Linked DNA regions of Homo sapiens: region 1 is linked to region 2. The links are chromatin contacts, found by Hi-C or POLR2A ChIA-PET in ENCODE. All regions are on one chromosome and are shown on one strand. Each heading gives the region's core, a stretch centred on a gene start or an enhancer-like site at or near the end of the contact. The rest is flanking DNA. Distances are from core to core; before and after follow the strand shown.

Evidence for each region. A loop is a pair of places that touch in the nucleus more often than their neighbours do. ChIA-PET counts read pairs that join two places held with the same protein, here RNA polymerase II (POLR2A). Pooled maps may share reads with other maps.
Region 1: a loop to region 2 is called in a map of naive thymus-derived CD4-positive, alpha-beta T cell, with 17 times the contacts of the local background. The contact joins two enhancer-like sites. A Hi-C loop is called at or near these places in 1 of 168 maps with a recorded cell type or tissue (naive thymus-derived CD4-positive, alpha-beta T cell) and 2 of 50 pooled maps. POLR2A ChIA-PET finds 5 or more read pairs at or near these places in 3 of 52 experiments (AG04450, IMR-90 and activated naive CD8-positive, alpha-beta T cell).

The regions. Positions count from the first base shown.
Region 1 is chr6:36,577,892-36,581,900 of GRCh38, reverse strand. No RefSeq gene overlaps it. Among named protein-coding and RNA genes, the nearest start is that of SRSF3, 14 kb to the left of the region's middle. Within about 2 kb of position 2,045, at least 18 of the 41 ENCODE cell types and tissues checked have a DNase peak (open chromatin) inside an H3K27ac peak, as active enhancers do.
Region 2 is chr6:36,358,233-36,362,527 of GRCh38, reverse strand. It overlaps a transcript of ETV7 not described here. Among named protein-coding and RNA genes, the nearest start is that of BNIP5, 23 kb to the right of the region's middle. RefSeq lists an enhancer at 1,285-1,444. Within about 2 kb of position 1,912, at least 4 of the 41 ENCODE cell types and tissues checked have a DNase peak (open chromatin) inside an H3K27ac peak, as active enhancers do.

The DNA.
Region 1 (4,009 bases), core at 796-3,295, 220 kb before region 2:
CTGGGCTCTTGCAATCCTCCCACCTCAGCCTTCAGAGTAGCTGAGACTACAGGCATGCACCACCACACCCAGCTAATTTTTTTACTTTTTGTAAAGACAAGGTCTCACTATATTGCCCAAGGTCGTCTTGAACTCCTGGGCTCAAGCAATCCTCCTGCCTCAGCCTTTCTTTTTATTTTTCTGAGATGGAATCTTGCTTCTTCACCCAGGCTGGAGTGCAGTGGTGCTATCTTCGCTCACCGCAACCTCTGCCTCCTGGATTCAAGCAATTCTCCTGCCTCGGCCTCCCCAGTAGCTGAGATTACAGGCACCACCACCGTGCCCAGCTAATTTTTGTATTTTTAGTAAAGTCAGGGTTTTGCCATGTTGGCCAGGCTGGTCTCGAACTCCTGACCTCAAGTGATCTGCCGCCTTGGCCTCCCAAAGTGCTGGGATTACAGGCTTGAGCCACCAGGCCCAGCCCTGCCTCAGCCTTTCAAAGTGCTGGGATTACAGGCGTGAGCCACCACATCCAGCCTAATTTTCTATAATTACATTTTGGTGCAAAATTAATAAAAGTTCTTTCTACTGAAGTAGAGAGCCAAAACACCTAAAAGAATGGCTTGGCTTTACAACTTTCATTTTAAATTGGTCCACAGTTAGTTTCCAACTGTTGTCAGTTAATTATCTTATTTCTCCCAATCTGGGAATGTCTCACAAACACCGAAATGTGGGAGTTTTCTGGGCACATTTGGGTAATTCTACTTTCCTGACACGCCGCCCCCCTCAACACATTTCTCCACACGCAACCACACCCCACCCACCCGACACACACATGCACACACACTAATTTTCACCCTGTCATTTTTCCTGGAGTGTACCTGACTTATAAAATGTAATTGTAGTACTTGAAACAAATGAAAACTAGGACACAGAGAAGTTAAGTAATTTGTCAAAGGTCTCACAGTTTATAAAGGATGAAGGTAGGGGCCGGGCTCAGTGGCTCACGCCTGTAATCCCAGCACTTTGGGAGGCCGAGTCAGGCGGATCACCTGAGGTCGGGAGTTCGAGACCAGCCTGAGAAACATGGAGAAACCCCGTCTCTACTAAAAATACAAAAGTAGCCGGTCGTGGTGGCACATGCCTGTAATCCCAGCTACTTGGGAGGCTGAGGCAGGAGAATCGCTTGAACTTGGGAGGCGGAGGTTGCGGTGAGCCAAGATTGTGCCACTGCACTCCAGCCTGGGGAACAAGAGCGAAACTCCGTCTCAAAAAAAAAAAAAATGGGTGAAGGTGGGATTCAAATCCCAGGTGAGACTCTGGAGCCTGGTGTCCACTTGAGGAGCAGAAAGCAGCTATGATTGGGCCACATGCAGTGGTTCACACCTGTAATCCTAGCACTTTGGGAGGCCAAGGTGGGTGGATTGCTCGAACTCAGAAGTTTGAGAACAGCCTGGCTAACGTGGCAAAACCTTGTCTCTACCAAAAATAAATAAATATATATATATAGCTGGGCGTGGTGGTGCGTGCCTGTGGTCCCAGCTACTCGGGAGGCTAACGCAGGAGAATTGCTTGAGCCCAGCCATAAGGGAGGCTGCAGTGAGCTGAGATCGCACCACTGCACTCCAGCCTGGGCAACAGAGGGACTTTATCTCAGAAAAAGAAAAAGAGAGAGAAAAAAAGAAAGCAACAATGCTTGGAAATTGCCTGCGTTTGGTGTCTCTGGGGGTGTGTGTTTGCTTTTTCAGCCCCCCCTTTCCTCCAGAGAGCCCTAAGGAACACCATGTTACATGGACAGACGTCCTTCCTCGCATGCTGGGCCCCCTGAGGCAGCACAGTTCCTGAGCTCCAAGACTCTTCCCCGTTTTGATTTCAGCCCCACCCTCCCTTCCCACTCAGTGGTGCCTGGACTTCAATGCCTGCCTCGTGTGTGTTACCTTATTTGGTTCTCAGACCTACAGAGAGGTCTGGCAAAGGATCCAGGCTAGAATAAAAGGATTGCTTGTGCAGCTGGAAGATGAGAAACCTTTGTTTCGGTGACCCTAGCTTGCACTCTGGAACTCACAAATACAGGGAAGTAAGTTTAGCCTCAAAAGCAACAACAAGAAGCAACTGAAGAGGGCAGAGTGGAGATGTCAGGATGTCACAATCTTTAGTGTGTGCTTAATTCTGTGTTTTGAAAGATATTTGTCTGTTTAGCTCCAGTATGGCTTTCTTTTTTTCCTGAGTTTCTAGAGTTTACACACTAATTTAGTTTGTAGCCAAGAAAACTCAGGCCCAGCAAGTGATAGCTGTCATAATTTCGCATAAGCTTGTGTGTAGCATTTACCACTTTTTTTTTCTTTTCTTTTTTTTTTTTTTTTTTTGAGATGGAGTCTCACTCTGTCACCCAGGCTGGAGTGCAGTGGCATAGTCTCAGATCACTGCAACCTCCACTTCCCAGACTCAAGCGATTCTACTGCCTCAGCCTCCCAAGTAGCTGAGTTTACAGGCGCCTGCCACCATGCCTGGCTAATTTTTGTATTTTTAGTAGAGCTGAGGTTTCACCATGTTAGCCAGGCTGGTCTCCAACTCCTGACCTCAAGTGATACACCCACACTGGACTCCCAAAGTGCTGGGATTATAGGTATGAGCCACTGTGCCTGGCCCATTTACTACTTTTTTTTTTTTTTTTTTGTGACAGAGTCTCACTCTGTTACCCCAGGCTGGAGTGCAGTGGTGCAATCTCGGCTCACTGCAACATCTGCCTCCTGAGTTAAAGAGATTCTCCTGCCTCAGCCTCCTGAGTAGCTGGGATTACAGGTGTGCAACACCTGGCCCGGCTAATTTTTTGTATTTTAAGTAGAGACGGAGTCTCACCATGTTGGCCAGGCTGGTCTCAAACTCCTGACCTCAGGTGATCCACCCGCCTCGGCCTCCCAAAGTGCTGGGATTACAGGTGTGAGCCACTACGCCTGGCTCATTTACTACTTTTTAAACCTGGTTCAGAGCATCTCTCTCTCAATCTCCCTCTCTTTCTGGCTGTCTTTCTGTCTCTATCTTTTTTTCTCTCTCTCTCCTCTACACATGCACACACTCATGCATACACACACACACACACACTCATTTAATCCTTGAAACTCAGGTAAATGTTATTATCTCCATTTTATAGAGGAAAACAACTGAGGCACAAGAGATTAAAACACTTGCCAAAGGTCACAGAGCTCAGAATTACCAGAGCCAGATTAGACCCCTGCAGTCAGGCTACCTAACCATAGACCCATACTGCCTCTGGGGCCCAGCAGATGTCTGAGTCCTTATCTTACTGGACTCACAGCATCTCAGCCTGTTAATTCTCCCTCCCAGTTTCCACATTCCCATCTCTCTGGCTCCTCTTCCTTAGTGCCCTCCAGAGTGCTCTTCCTCCTCTGCCTGCTAATGCAGGGGGCCCGCGGGATTCCCTCCCGTGCCCCTTCCCAGCTCCCCGTGTGCTCTCTCCATGAGGGACTTCATCTGCTTTCAGGACCTCTGTTCTCTGCTTTATCTTTGGAGGAGTGGGGGCTCTCCCCGACCCCTGAGCCATATATCCAACACACATGCTTCTTTCTCATGTCCCCAACGTGCTTCAGACCTCCAATTCACTATCTTTCCATTCTGTGTCCCATATCAGAGTGTCACTGCCTCCTGGTCACTCTCGACTGACCATGGGCCTCATGGCCTTCATACCTGGCCCCCGCCTACCTCCAAGGCATCTCGTATTTCCTCTCCAGAAACAAGCTGTGTATCCCTGCATTCAGTCCCCTCTACCTGGAATGCTCTAATCTGGATTTTTCAAACTTTTGATCACAACAGTAGGAAAGACATATGATATCACCAGTACCTAAAAGTCTATGACCCAAGGGTAGACAGAGTTGATGCTGTCTGAATGTTCGCAAACAGTGGTTGGTGACACTGTGTTCAAGTTAGAATACCGTTGCCAGGCCGGGCACGGTGGCTCACACCTGTAATCCCAGCACTCTGGGAGGCCGAGGCGGGTGGATCATGAGGTCAG
Region 2 (4,295 bases), core at 663-3,162:
AAGTCCTGAAAAGTGGCAGGTCATTGAAAATTTCATGTGTCAAAGTGAACTTCTCACAAATTTTTTTTTTGAGGTGTTTTGCTGTCACTCAGGCTGGAGTGCAGTGTTGTGATCTCAGCTCACTGCAACCTCTGCTTCCTGGGTTCAAGTGATTCTCCTGCCTCAGCCTCCCGAGTAGCTGGGACTACAGGCACCCGCCACCACACCAGCTAATTTTTTTTTTTTTGAGACAGAGTCTCGCTCTTTCACACAGGCCGGACTGCAGTGGCGCGATCTCGGCTCGCTGCAAGCTCTGCCTCCCGGGTTCACGCCATTCTCCTGCCTCAGCCCCCTCCCCAAGTAGCTGGGACTACAGGTGCCCGCCACCGCGCCTGGCTAATTTTTTGTATTTTTAGTAGAGACAAGGTTTCACCATGTTAGCCAGGATGGTCTCGATCTCCTGACCTCGTGATCCGCCTGCCTCAGTCTCCCAAAGTGCTGGGATTACAGGTGTGAGCCACCGCGCCCGGCCACACCAGCTAACTTTTGTATTTTTAGTAGAGACAGGGTTTCACTGTGTTGGTCAGGCTGGTCTCGACCTCAGGTGATCCACCTGCCTTGGCCTCCCAAAGTGTTGGGGTTACAGGTGTGAGCCACCGCACCCAGCCAACAAAGAATTTTAAAAAGCAGGAGATACATTCTCATGGTTTGAAAAAGTGGCCAGGCATGATTACATTACAATTAAAGAACTGACAATAGATAAAGAATTTATGAAAAATGAGTATAATAAAAAGTTCATTAATGAAACAAATAATACAAGTCACTGTCTTGGTCCAGTTGAACCATTTACAGCATTAACCCATGAGCATGAGCTCTGGTCTTCCTCTTCTCTGTTAGGTGGATTCTTTCTTAGAAAGGCTTTTTCCTTCATAGGAAAGTTCCAGATCTAGCATTTGATTTAATCCTGGTGGCTCTGCTGGGTCTTGGGCTCTTAACTGCAGGAAGCCTGGGCTGATGCTGGGGACCCATCCTCTTTGTCACAGAGGATCCTAGGGCCACAGTCTTCCTTGGCTTCCTCCTCTGGTCCCACGGTGTTAGTGATCCACATTTTCTACTCAAATGTTCTCACAAAAGGTTTGTAGAGACACACAGAAAACACAGACCTTTACAGAGCAAAGGCCTGTACCGCAGAAATGTCCGTATCTGGTGGTAAATGCGAGGGCAGTGTGAGCTCAGAGGGAGCCTGTTGAATGCCGGTGTCAGGGCCCTGCGCTGCTGGCGAGCTCCCTCAGTGACACCTCGGCCCTCAAAGGACCTCGGTGGGAACTAAGCCACCAATGGGACAGCCCCAGAACTTGAGTGAGGAGTTTAAAGCAGGTTGTTCTGAAACCAGTATATGCAACTCAGAAATATTTTAATCGTGATCTTGATTTTTTTAAAGTCCCGAATCCTTTTGAGTTAATTGCTCATATACTGGGGATGGGGAGTGATGGTGAGTAAACAAAGGGGAATAGGGCCCTGGCTTGGAAAGTTTGCACAGAAGTAGGGGAAACAGATGTAGCTGATGAGCAAACCATTGCAGTCCCCAGGGAGAGATGACGTGAGAAGTGTGCCTATTGGGGACAGTACTGGACAAAGTGGTGCTAGTGAATTCGGCTTGAGAGGCACCAGGGAGAGTTTCCCTCCGGAGAATCACAGGCTTCTGCTCTCTTTTTCCAACTTCCCTTTTGCAGGGCTGAGGTCTGGAAGCACAGTGGGGCTGTGGGCCTTCTGATCCTTGAGGGGGTCAGGGAGACTGCACGGGAAATGGGATTCTGGGCTGTGGGCTTCTCTCCACGGAAAGGCCTGCAGTTTAAAACCATGTCCACTAGGTGGTGCAAAAGCCTCTTTTTGTGTTAGTGTGGGGCCGGGCGGTGGCTGACTGAATGTTCTATGGACAGCAAGCCTGCCTTCTCTCACGGGGAGATGTGTACTCTCCAGCTCAGGCATGCTCTGTAAGTAGACATCCAGGCCCTGCTTGAACACCTCCAGTGACGGGGAACTCACACCTCCAGGGGGCAAAGTAAGTAGCAGGGGTGGGGGTGGAATTGAGGGGCACCATAAGCCAGCTGTCCGTTGATAGCATCAGCCTCCTCTCCTAACCCACAGGCCACTGGTTTCTGCAATTCCTATTTTCCCATTCTCTTTATTGGGAATAACTTCTTATCTCCTCTTCTTATGATCACTTTATCCTTGAGTAGTTTGTCAGCAGGGGCCTAGATGAGGCCTCTTACAGATCTGGGACATCTGCTAGGGGCATGTCAGAGCCTCTCTACCCTCACCCTACCCATGTAGACCTGATTAGGAATCAAAAAGACTGGCCGGGTGCAGTGGCTCATGCCTGTAATCCCAGCACTTTGGGAGGCCGAGGCGGGCGGATTACGAGGTCAAGAAATCGAGACCATCCTGGCCAACATGGTGAAACTCCGTCTCTACTAAAAATAAAAAAATTAGCTGGGCATGGTGGCACATGCCTGTAGTCCCAGCTACTTGGGAGGCTGAGGCAGGAGAATCACTTGAACCCGGGAGGTGGAGGCAGTGAGCCGAGATCGCGCCACTCACTCCAGCCTGGCATCAGAGTGAGACTCGGTCTCAAAAGAAAAAAAAAAAGGACTGAGGCTTCCTTAGTTTTCTACTGGCTTTAGTTACACCACCCTTCTAGGACTCACTTTCTACTTTTGTAAAATGAAAGACAACATCCTTTGCCCTGCTTAGCACATGGAGTTGAGAAATTTCAAATGAAATAATGCATTCATTTATTTAACATTCATTGAGCACCTACTGTAGGTTAAGCACTGTCTAGAAACAGGAATATTGTGGTGACCAGAACAGATAAATAAACAAATCAATACAGAATAAAATGGCAGGTGGTGATATGTACTATGAAGGAAAATAAAATAGAATCAAGTGAGAGGGGCCAAATTTAAATTGAGCTGTCAGAGATGTAAAAAACATGTGTAAGCAGGAACAAATCATCTTTACCTATGTCACTTTCTCTCCTGTAGTAGACTGTCCCCTTTCTTTCTTTTTTCTTTTTTTCTTTTTTCTTTTTTTTTTTGAGACTGAGTTTCGCTCTTGTTACCCAGGCTGGAGAGCAATGGTGCAATCTTGGCTCACCGCAACCTCCGCCTCCTAGGTTCAAGTGGTCCTCCTGCCTCAGCCTCCTGAGTAGCTGGGATCACAGGCGTGCACCACCACACCTGGCTAATTTTTGTATTTTTAGTAGAGACAGGGTTTCTCCATGTTGGTCAGGCTGGTCTTGAACTCTCGACCTCAGGTGATTTGCCCACCTTGGCCTCCCAAAGTGCTGGGATTATAGGTGTGAGCCACTTCGCCCAGCCTGTCCATCCCCTTTCTGTTTAATCTGCAGGTCACACCATGAAAGATGGACACTGTTGTTAGTTTGTTATGTGCAACCCAATGCAATCTTAATGGATATGAATAATGTAGACAGGCTGGGTGGAGAAGACCATCTTGGCCTAGAGCTGCCCCTCTCCCATCCTCTTCCTTTGGGGGAGCCATCAGCTAAGACCGAGATCACAAAGTCTCCTGAATAGACCTCAGTTCTCTAGATCTGGCCCATCTAAACATCCTAACTCAAGGAAGCACGGTGTATTGTTGAAAGTGCTCTGGCTGGAAAGCCCCAGAGTTCTAAATATGGCTCTTAAAATTCCAGCAATTCTGAGCAGGAAGAGCTTTCCCCTCAGTCACATGATCATATGCTCCAGCCAGTGACAAGCTCAGGTTCTCGACCTGTGGTGTGGGGTGGGGAGTACATATCAGATTCTCAGGGGACAGCTGATTGTGGGTGGCTGAACGTGGCGTGCAAATCTCTAGAGAGCTTCTAAAGCACCAACAAAGGCACTTTCTTCTCCACCACCCCCACAAGGGTCAGTGAGCTGACCCAGTGTTAGGGTTTGGGGGATGGGGAAACTGAACATCAGGGGGACCTTGAGATTCTGGGATTCTGGGCTTTCAGCCAGGGACCCTTCCAACCTTAGGAACAGAATATGCCAACTCTAGCCCTCTGCAAACTCTAAAGTGATTTGCAATAAGAACATTATTTTTTCCTGACTGACCAGTGAGTAATTTACCAAGCTGGGTCTTGATTGGCCACCAAAAGAAAAAAGGGCCTTTGACAAAGCAGGAGACCTGAACTAGAGCCAGCAGCAGAAGGCCCCCAGTGAAATGACAGAAACAAAAGCTTGGCAGCTCAACCACATCTTTATTTTGAGCAAGATGAAGTGCCTTTCTGACAATGCAAATTAATTCACCCA